2 separate regions of the Homo sapiens genome follow, and region 2 is linked to region 1. A link is a loop called in an ENCODE intact Hi-C map of the cell type or tissue named here. Cell type or tissue: PC-3. All regions are shown on one strand. Links, peaks and the distances in the headings refer to the core of each region. The heading gives the core; the rest is flanking DNA.

Region 1 (5,582 bases), core at 568-4,567:
GGAAAAGAAAAAGAGACACCAGAAACACATGCACTAAAAAAGACAGTGTGAGGACACAGCAAGAAGGCGGCCATCTGCAAGCCAAGGAGGGAGGCCTCAGAATGGGCTTGGACTTCTAGGCTCCAAAAGTGTGAGAACATAAGCTTCTGTTGTTTAAGCTACCCCATCCATGATATTTTGCTGCAGCAGTGGAGCAAACGAATATAGTCACAGAAATCTCAGGGTCTTTAGGAAGAATTCTAATTATGAGTCAGAGGGTGCAATGTACTTCTGTGTAAATGCCTAAGCATAAAATGCATTTTAGAAGAAGATTTTTAAGGCAGTACAAGTGTTAAGAGAACAAGCCTGACTTGATACCCAGTGCTCTCTCGAAGGAAATGGGAAGCAATCCATTGTGAGGAGAATACCAGGGCATGAGGGCGAGGATACTTCAGCTTACAGACCCGAGTGTCCTGGGTATGCACCCCCCATGCCCAGAGCCCCTGCGCAGAGAAAAGGCTAAGCCCAGCTACCTCCACAGAGAAGGCCAGAGCCAATAATTCCAAAGGACACAAATGTATAAATAACTCAGCAAAGTCCCCTTAATGTGATATTTTCTAATTATAATTTCCAACATGAAGGCTGCACACAATGTCAAGGTCTGAGATTTAATATTCACAGAAAGCATCTGAGAAATAAGTAGCATGTTTTCTCATCTAGCCTGTTCCTAAGCAGCTTATAGTTTTGGTATCTGACATTCTCAAGTTCAAAGCTAAAACCAGATCAAAATTTTCATTGTATTAAATGACCTCAATCATCATAATCCTGGCAGATTTTAAATATATCAATCTCTTCTGAGTAGCTTCCCCCGACCAACACTAGAACCTTAATCATCTATAAAACTAAACTGAGAGGTGAACAAATTACTTAGAAACGACACTGGAGGTAGAAGACTAAAGGAGAAGCCAGGCATGGGTTAACCCATGAAGCAGGACTGCATAGCAGGATTTAGTCAACTGCTGGAGAATGTCTGCATCGAACACTACTTGTCTAATTTATCTCTTGGTCCATTTTATATGGAGGCTATGTCCACCAGCCCTGGTGCAAATGCTTACAAATGATTCTGTGTAGAACTTGCATGCAGCTTCCAGTACAGCAAGCTCTCTATCTGCAGCAGTACTCACACCATTTGAACATCTGTCAGGAAAATCAGTCTCAAAATTCTTTAAATAATAAATACTTGTAAATAATTACCATCATAAATTTCAAAGATTTCAAAGATTTTGATTGAGTTCTGAGTAGGGAAGGAATGATAAAATCAGAGAAATATGGCTATAAGTTGCTTTTGGAATAATGAAGGGTTTCCATTAGTCAAGGCACTTCTGTGCTACCATGAGCAATGCAAATTGTCTCTTTATAAACACACATCCTATGCAGAGTACCACAAAGTAGAACCAGTATGCATTATCAGCAATTGGAGTGATGTTGGTAAAGTTGTGGTTGTGGTGTGGGTTGGGAGATGATTCTGGAACTTTAGTCTGCCTGACTCTTTAAGGAAATCTAAATTTATTGAGCACTTTCCATGTGCCAACGCCTGTGATAAGCACTATGTATGTTGCCTGATTTAGACATTCAATGAGGAAATGAGCTCAGCAAACTTGGATAATTCATCCCGGATGACCTATCTAGGAAGTCGTGAATCCAGAAACTGCACCCAGGTCTATTTGCTCCAATGTGTCCTCTCTTGAGTATTTTACTATATTTTTGTCTTGTTACTATGATCATTCAATTTATTTTAAAAATTCAACATGGTTAGAAAAGAAAGCATAGATACACGTGAGAAGGTGAAACATGAACTCTACTGCCAGCATATAGGCGAGGTAACTTAGAAGAGTGGAAGGTTGCTCACCTGTACTGACAAGAGAGGTGGCCAAAGAAAATGGAGCCATGAGGACAGACGGACAGCAGCATTGAAGGGAAACTGATTACCTCACTCATCTCTTTACCTCCACTTGTCTACCTGCTCATCTCCACTAATGCCAGCCTCCTCATTCAGGATCAAATATGTTGATCATGCTCTCACTTCAGGCCCTTTGTCCTTGCTGGTCCCATTGCCTGAATCATTCTTCCCCTAGACAGTCTCAGTGCTCTTTTTCTTGCCTCCTGCAGATCTTTGCTCAAATGGTAGCTTCTCCCAGGGCATTATTTGACATTGTATCCCTCTGGCATTCCCAGTCCCTCATTCCTGGCTCATTATATACAATATGTTTATTTTAAAACATCTATTTCTCCCAACATAATTAAAGCCTCTTTGAGGACAGGGATGTTTGTTTGTTATTTTGAATGTTTTATCCTTAGCACCAAGCACATTGTCTGACATATGGTTGGTCTGACATCTGCCCTCAGTAAATATTTACTAAATAAATTCACTAATCAACAAATATCACAAAAATAATTCTTATGCCAAAGTGACATATTTTGGGGTGGCATACCCTGATCCCTTTCAGCTCCTTCCCCCATACTAAGCAAAGGTTACTGTTCTATATGGCTGCAAAAACATCAGCCAGTGTAAAAGCAGTCATTCTATAGGCAAGCAGGCACATTCCTAGTATTCTTTAAGGTGGAAGTCATTCACTAGAGCTGACAAATCTTTGATTCTTTGAACTGGGGAATAATTGTTTTGGTTTCTAAGTCCTGCTTGGGTTGAGCAAACACATACCTGGCTCATTATCAATAACCTTCTTAGTTAGGCAAATAGGTGACAATGTCAATAGGAATTTCAAAAATATGTGTGCTGGCAAAATAAACTCTGCCTTTGGAAACATCATCACAATTTAACTGGTTCTAAGTTACTCAGGCAGCCTAGGTCATTGTGTGCCAATGCACTGAAATTGCCCTTTAACAAAACTGGCACTGGCAGCTAGCAGTCAAAATTGAAATGTTTCAGCCAACAGAGCTGCTTTGGAATCTTTCCCACATACCAATAAATCTCTTGATCTTGGGAAAACATTTCCCGATATTCAGGAACTTTTCTATTGTTCGTTGCAACTTTCCCCAGAGGACACATAAGGCTTTCCTAGACCTTTGGACACCCACATAACCTTCATATACTAAGTGCTCAGGTCAGAAGTAAGCAACATTCACTGGGGGCTGTGATTTGAACACTAACTTTCTGCTTTTTTAAAATGTAAGGGGTGAAGAAAGGGCCTGAGAATTTCTCTGCATTGAGGTGAAGTCTCGTGTATGGAGTTCGAGTCTGCTCTGTCTTCATAGCGACGTCACTATAACATTGTCCCTAATGCACTCTCAGTGAGGAGCTAACTGCTACTGAAAGTTTCAAATTTTATGTAAAAATAAATCTGTGATAATCACCTTTCTCCTGTTAACCAGCTTATTGTTGAAGTTAAGCATTCTTGAAGACACACACATTTGGTAATCTAATGTATGATCAGATTTTGGTGCTCTAAACAAATCATCTTTCCCACAGTATGTTCCTTAAACATTAACTCTATAAGGTCTCATAAAAAGGAAAGTTTTCTAAGACTAAGTGACTTATGAAATTCTGTATCTAATCCTCTTTTGTAGAGTTGTCATATATATTGGTGACCTGAAAAGGGCTACAAAGACTAAATCTGTTTCACTTGGCTTATTCCAGAATTTGCCAAATTTGACTGTAATTCCCCTTTTCTTCTGTTAGATCTAGTGACATTCTGCAGAACTAGCAAGCATTCTAGGAAACTCAACTTTGACAACACTATTCTAAATACAGCAAACACAATCAAATGTTGTTCAGAAGTCAGAGTTCTTAAAACTTCAGCCTTTGGTTTTTCGGCAGTCTCCATATGGGATTATTTTAGAATAGGGGTCTTCAAACTTCTTCTGTAAAGGGACACATAGTAAATATGTTAGACGCTTTACAAGACACATAGTCTCTGTCCTTTGCAACTAGCTACTCAACTGTGCCAATGTATGAAATTAGCCACAGATAATATGTAAACAAATGAGTGGCTGTGTTCAAACAAAACTTTATTATCAAAAACAAGCCACAGACTCAATTTGAGCCATAGGTTGTAGTTTGCAAACCTCTGTTTTAGAGTGGGGCAACCACCTCTCATTCATATCTAATACCTAATCAGTTATCTAATTCATATCTAATATCTAATTCATATCTAGTATCATATCTAGTATCTCTCATTCGTATCTAATACCTCTCATTTATATCTAATACCTAATCAGTTATCTAATTCATATCTAATATCTAATTCATATCTAATATCTAATCAGTTATCTAATACCTTAAGTTATCTAATATTATACCTAATATCTAATCAGTTATCTAATACCTTAAGGGTACATGTAAGATTAAAAAGAAGGTCACTGTGACTTTGTTCGGCAGCCAAACTTGGCCAACCTTAACTTTTAAAAGACTGGAGCATAGTTCACTTAGGTCAGTATATAAAATCCATCTCATGTTAATCACAACCAAGATGAACCAGCATCCTCAGAGAAGATCCATAACTTGTCTGTCGTTTGAAACTAAGAGAACAAGATACAGGTAAGTGCCCCACTGCTTTGATAATTTGCTTTAAAGCAAATGGCCAACTTTAAATGGCAAACTAGGAATTTCCCAGTAAAAAGCAAGTTGATTTACCAGCAGTACTCCAAACTTCCTTTTGGAGGTTAAGTAAAACAGGGAGGTTCTTAGAAAAGGAAATCTGCCTTAAGTACTAGAAAATTCCAAACTCATAATTATTTTAAGTCAAGCCCTATTGCAGAATCAACAGTCTCCATTATGCACAAGGGACCACCCACCAGAAGAGCATCCAAAGATAATAATCTATGAGAAAGGAGACCACAAAAATGCGGATACTGAATTTCTGGCAGGACCTTGGAGCTTATGTTTAAAGAAGTGATTGTCCCTTAGATACCAAGGCCATTTCTCTAGCTTTATGCTGGCAAGTTTTCTATTTATTGATGCTTTATCTTTGTGTGACTCTTTTTGTTAACCCTTTCCAATGCAAGTATTTTGGTTCCCCTGCAGTATCAACAAAAAAAAAAAAAATACATATTTTTGAAAAGCTTTATTTTTATTTTTGTTGAAAAGCTTTATAAAAAGCTTCTAGATTAATAGAATAATAGGATTTTAGCACTGGAAGGAATCTAAAAATACCTAATCTAACTACCTTGAAAAGATCAACGAGGGATCTTGTCTGAGATACCAGATGATCATCCACGACTATCCATGAGATCCAGGTTTCCTGGGTCATGCTGAAGGCTGTTCAGAGGACAGATTCTCAGAGTTGACATTCTAGACCTGTGAAGGTTCCTTGTCAGGTTCTTGACTAGGTTTCTTTTCTCAGAATAAATGACATGTGCAACATCCCAAGGTAGGAAATGTTACAGAATACAAGCACATTTGTTTCTACTTTGTTATAAATCATATGCACACTTTGAAAATAGTTAAGGCTTAGTGCCTAGGATACATGCATTCTCAAGTAGCAGGAGCATTTTGGCTAATACTCAACTGGGAAAGAAAATCTGGCTGTGCCTGCAAAACTAATGATCTGTACATCTTCTGCATAAGTTGGTGTGCATTGTGAAGA
Region 2 (5,582 bases), core at 924-4,923, 210 kb before region 1:
GAGCTTTTTTTTGTATGTTTGTTGGCTGCATGTATGTCATCTATTGAAAAGTGTCTGTTTGTGGTCTTTGCCCACTTTTTAATGGGGTTGTTTGTTTTTTTCTTGTAGATTTGTTTAAGTTCCTTATAGATGCTAGATAGTAAACCTTTGTCAGATGCATAGTTTGCAAAAATTTTCTCCCATTCTGTAGGTTGATTGTTTACTCTGTTGATAGTTTCTTTTGCTGTGCAGAAGCTCTTTAGTTTAATTAGATCCCATTTGTCAATTTTTGCCTTTGTTGTGATTGCTTTTGTCATCTTTGTCATGAACTGTTTGCCAGTTCCTATGTTCAGAATGGTGTTGCTTATGTTGTATTTTTTCCACAATGAAATTTAAAATACAGTTTATCTAGAAATAAATTGAGTTAATAATATGCGAGAGGGCTTCAAAGACAACTATAAAGCATTATTTGTAGAAATTAGAGAAGACCTAAATAAATAAATGATATTGTAAAGATGTCATTTCTTCTCAAAATGATCTATAGTATCTATGTATTCCCATAAAATACTTCAATAATTTTTATGTTTGTATGTATGTTGTATGTCACTTAACATGCTAATTCTAAAACATAGAAACATACTGAACTAAAATTAGCTGACATACTTATATAGTGGAAAACAAGACAGAAGGACTTTCTGGTGAAGATATTAAGAATTAGTATACAATTTCAGGCTAATGTGGTATTTATTCAAGTATTGATAAATAGGCTAGTAGAATAAAATAGAGAGCCCAGAAACAGACTGAAACACAAATGCACACTTAATTCATTACAAATTTGCTAGTGTAGAGCAGTACAGAGTTTCTTTTCTATAAATGGTTTTGAGTAAATTGAATATCAATATAGAAAATATAAATTTGATCTTTACCATATACCATAAATGAACATTAATTTCAGAAAGATAGTAAACTTAATTGTAAAAAACAAATTATGCTTCCAGAAGATAATAGGAAAAAGTGCTTTATTCCCTTCAGTAGAGAAAGATAACCACAAAGGAAAAGATTTATTAATTTATCTAAATTAAAATTATTTATTTATCAAAAAATACAGGAAAAAGTAAGTTCTGAAAGGAGAAAAGATATTTCCCACAAGTATATCTGATAAGTGGCTTTTGTGTCCTGAATATATATAGAATGAATACAAATTGGTAAGCAAAATATAGATAACAGTGAAAAAATTGGAGCGACTTGAACAGACATTTCACAAAAGATGTACAAATGGCCAGCAAGGTTAGGAAATGGCCAATATGCCTGGAAAACCTTATTAGTCTTAAGAAAAATGTGAATTAATACCAAATGATGTACCACTGCATATGTATTAGAGTAGATAAAAATCAAGATATCAACAATACCAAATGTTGGCAAATGTGTAGAGTTCCTGGAACTGGTTGTGAGTGGGAGTGAATATTAGTGCACCCACCTAGAAAACTGCTGTTTGATATTATCTACTAAGAATAGATAATACATATATACCATGAACCATAAACTTTATTGTCAGATTATTATACAAAAGAAACACCAAGAGTTGGATACATGAGGGTTTATAATAATATTACTTTAAAATCCCCCAAACTAGAAATAACTCAAAGATCAATCAATAGTGTCCTGGATCAATAAACTATTAGTTTATTTATTTATGGAATATTGACACAAAGAAATGTTATACAGCAATAAAAATTAAAAACTATAGCTACATACTGTAGCATGCATATATTTCATGAACACAGTATTGAGAGAAAAATGTCAATTATAGAGGAACATCTACGATATGATTCTATTTACACAACACTCAAAAACAGGCAAAACTAAATTATAATGTTAGAATTCAGGATAGTGATTTCTTTTGTAGAGGAGGAAGAAAGAATAATGATTAGAGGTAGGGGCTATGTAGGGAAGTTCCTGTGGTGCCTATAAGCTCCTACAGCACTAGCACCAGCACCCAGCACCCAGCATTCAGCACCCGGCTGTTTCTTTGACCAGGGTGGTGGCCACATTCATGTTTACTTTATGAAAATTTATTGAATGATACATTTAATTTTGTGGCATTTCCTGTAAATGTTTTATAATCCACAATAAAAAATGTAAAATACTACATTGAAAATAGTTTTAGGTGTCTTTCAAAATATACTGCGGGACAGGTTTGGTTTCTTGTAGTTTCCACGTTTTATTTCTTTTTGCTTATAATTTTAATACTTGATTCAGTAAAGTATTACTCAGGGCTGTTAGATAACCTAATTCAGAAGCCTACTAGACATCTTGGGACCAGCTGAGAAGAAGTCCTTGGATACTGAAATTAAGACACCGAAAATGGGAAACTTCTGTCCCCAGCCCACTGGGGGTTCTGGTGCTCAGGTGGGCGTAAGCTGGTGGGAGAGATGCTTCCTCAACACCTGCAGTGGTGGACAGCAAAGGCAGCACCAAACAGGCATCTTTGTTAGGACTACTGACCCATGACGTGTACAGACTTTTTCTAATTCTCTCAATATTTCTTCAGGTTAGTGTTACCACCATTTCATGAGTGAAGAAAGTACAGCTCAGAGAAGTTAAGTGATTTCCTCAGTGTTCTATAATACAAGGTGGGATCTAAGCAGGTTACAGAAAAGGCAAAATGGAAATGTACACTTAATTGGGCCAGAAAGCGATATTAATTTGGTCTTCAGTTCACTATTTATGCCCTGTTGCCTAAATGCACAGTTTTAGAAATAAAATATGTATGTGTGTATATATATATTATATAATATATGTAATATAATATAGATATATAATATAATATATATAATATATACAATATATTATATATATATTTTAATCTCTAGAAGTTCAATTTGTGTCTGTTTTTGAAAAATACATTCCATGTCCTATAATCTCAAGCTTTATTTTGCCTTTTTTCTTCCTTTTACAATTTAAACAGATATAATACACTGAACAAGTCAAAAAAAGAAATAATCATAATATAAAAGTGAACAAATAACATAATCTAGGAATATACATAAATGATACATGTACAAATTCTTGATAAAATATACATAAAACATGCAACTAATCCCAAAATTTGAATAAAAAAAAATTGAATAAAAAATATTTTGCCTATCAGTTCACTAAAAATAAAAGCAATTGACAAGACTGCTTTTGGTGAGGGTTGGGGCAATGGCATTGTTGTGTACTCTGTTGATAGGAACATAAATTGGTCAAATATGTCAAATATATCTTTAATATCTATATCCTTGGAGTCAGTGATCCCACTCCCATATCTCTACTCTAAAGAGATAATTGCATTAGAAGATGAATATTCATTCATTCATTTAGCTGATAATCTAGAGAAAAAGATAGGATGTGCTCCTCCTACAGGGTGATTAGGAAAGGCTTCTCTGAGAAAAAGACATTTGAGCAGAGACTTGAAGGACATAGGGAAACAGGGCATAGATTTACCAGCCAAAGATGATTCCAAGCTGAGGGAACAGGAGGTGCAACGGTGAGGGTGTGTTGGTATGTCTAAGGACAAGCGAGGAGGCCAGTGACAATGGAGCAGACAGAGGAAGGAATAAAGTGGTGGAAGCTGAAGCAGGTGGGGTTGGGTGGAACCCATGCTCTGAGATTGAGCAGGGCTTTTTCAGCCATTGTAAAACCAGTGAGGTTTTACTGTCAATGAAATAAACAGTGTTGGGGGGCTTTGAGTGGAGCAGTGATGAGTTATGACTTGAATTCGTAAAGATTTTTTCTGGCTGCTGGATGGTAAACAGGCTGGAAATAAGCGAAAGTGTAAGCAGAAAGACCACTCTGGAAGTAATGACAGTAATCCATATGAGATATATGGGGGAGGGGACAGTGGAGGTGGTTGGAAGTGGTTGAATTCTCGATACTCTTTGAAAGTAGAAGCATCAAGATTTCCTGGTGGAGCAGATGTGAGTTGTAAAAGAAAAAATCTCAAGGATGACTGAGACTCGTGGCTGAGAAGAAGTATGACATGTATTGACATGGGAAAGCCTATAGGAAGAAAAGTTGGGCAAAGCTAGGTCAGAAAAATCAAGTGCTTTCAACTTGTGAAGTTTGGAATACGTATTAGACATTTAATTACAGAATTCAGGAATTTAGAAAGATATCTAGGCTGGAGATGGAGATGTACATTTGGGAGTTGTGTGGATGGTGTTTAGTCCTGAGACCAGATAAGATCACCTCAGGAATGAATATAGATAGGGAAGGAAAAAGACCTGAGAACTAAACCATGGAATATTCCAAAATTTAAAGGTCAGGAAGATGAAGAGAAACAAGCAAAAAGGTCAGAAGAGCAGTAGCTGAGAAAATAGGAGAAAACCTGAGCGAGTGGTGTCCTAGAAGGCAAGTGAAGAATTTCAAGAAATAAAGGAATGAACTAAAGTGTCAACTGCTGCCCATGGGTCGAAGAGGATGAAGATGGAGGACAGACCAAGGGCATGACAACACGGAGGTCATGATGGCCTTGAGAACTGTGTGTAGAGGAATGTGGATGTAAACTGATTGGAGTGGGTTTGAGAGAAGCAGGAGGAGAGAAAGCAAGGATGACAAGTATAAAGAACTCTTTGAAGCATCTTAGTTGTCTAGGGGGAAAAAATCCTTTGCCTCCTTGAACATATAGAATACAATTATAATAAATGAATGTTTTAACATCCTGTAATTACTAATTCAATCATCTGTGTCACTTCTTGGTCAATTTCAATTGATTGATTTTTCTCTTTATTATGTGTAGTATTTGCCTGCTTCGTTGCATGCATGGTAATTTTTAATGGGATGTAATACATAAATTTTTCCTTTTGAGGAACTAGAAATTTCTGTATTCCTATAAATGTTCTTGAACTTTTCTCTGAGGCACAGATAAGTTGTTAGTTATTTGATCCTTTTGAAGCTTGCCTTTAAGCTTTGTGATGCAGGACCAAAGTAGTCTTTAATCTAGCTTTGCTTAGAATACTGCTGAGGCAAATCCCTGAATTATGAGATTTTCTGATTCTCACCGACTGGTGGGGAATACAACTGGAATACAAACAATTCCTGTTTCTGTGTGAGCTTTAAGGATTTTTTTCCTTTTCTCCTATTGAGTGGTTCTTTCCCTGGCCATGGATAATTTCCTTACATAAATACACTGATCAACACTTAGTTCAAGGCCCAGGGGAGAACCTCTCCAGGTATGGAGATCTCTCTCTCTGTTTAGCTCTCTTCTCTTCTTTCTTCCTTCCTTCTCCCCTCCCCTCCCCTCCCCTCCTCTCCTCTTCTCTTCTATTCCCTCCTCTTCTCTTCCCTTCTCTTTCCTTCTCTTTCTTTGATGGAGTCTCACCCTGTAGCCCAGGTGATCTCGGCTCACTGTAACCTCCATCTCCTGGGTTCAAGCAATTCACCAGTCTCAGCCTCCCAAGTAGCTGGGACTACAGATGCCCACCATCACGCCTGGCTGTTTTTTTTGTTTTGTTTTGTTTTTTGTATTTTTAGTAGAGTCGGGGCTTCACCATATTGGTCAGGCTGGTAAAACTCCTGACCTCAGGTGATCTGCCCGACTCAGCCTCCCAAAGTGCTGGGAT

What was found. Hi-C counts contacts between places; a loop is a spot of excess contacts. Peaks named below come from ENCODE experiments on the same cell type or tissue, not always from the same donor. Only the 100,000 strongest peaks of a DNase experiment are listed, where the experiment ranks them.
Region 2: a loop joins it to region 1, with 2.0 times the contacts of the local background. A loop is called at or near these places in 1 of 110 quality-filtered maps.

What each region holds. Positions count from the first base shown.
Region 1 is chr2:149,986,940-149,992,521 of GRCh38, forward strand. No RefSeq gene overlaps it. Among named protein-coding and RNA genes, the nearest start is that of LINC01931, 130 kb to the left of the region's middle. In PC-3, for the core only: no CTCF peak of the experiment used is centred there; a DNase peak (open chromatin) is centred at 2,772; H3K27ac peaks cover 2,427 bases.
Region 2 is chr2:149,774,611-149,780,192 of GRCh38, forward strand. All of the region lies in intron 2 of MMADHC-DT (MMADHC divergent transcript), which reads left to right. The region is part of intron 3 of LINC01931 (long intergenic non-protein coding RNA 1931); the gene reads right to left. Among named protein-coding and RNA genes, the nearest start is that of LINC01931, 82 kb to the right of the region's middle. In PC-3, for the core only: a CTCF peak has its summit at 3,363; no DNase peak of the experiment used is centred there.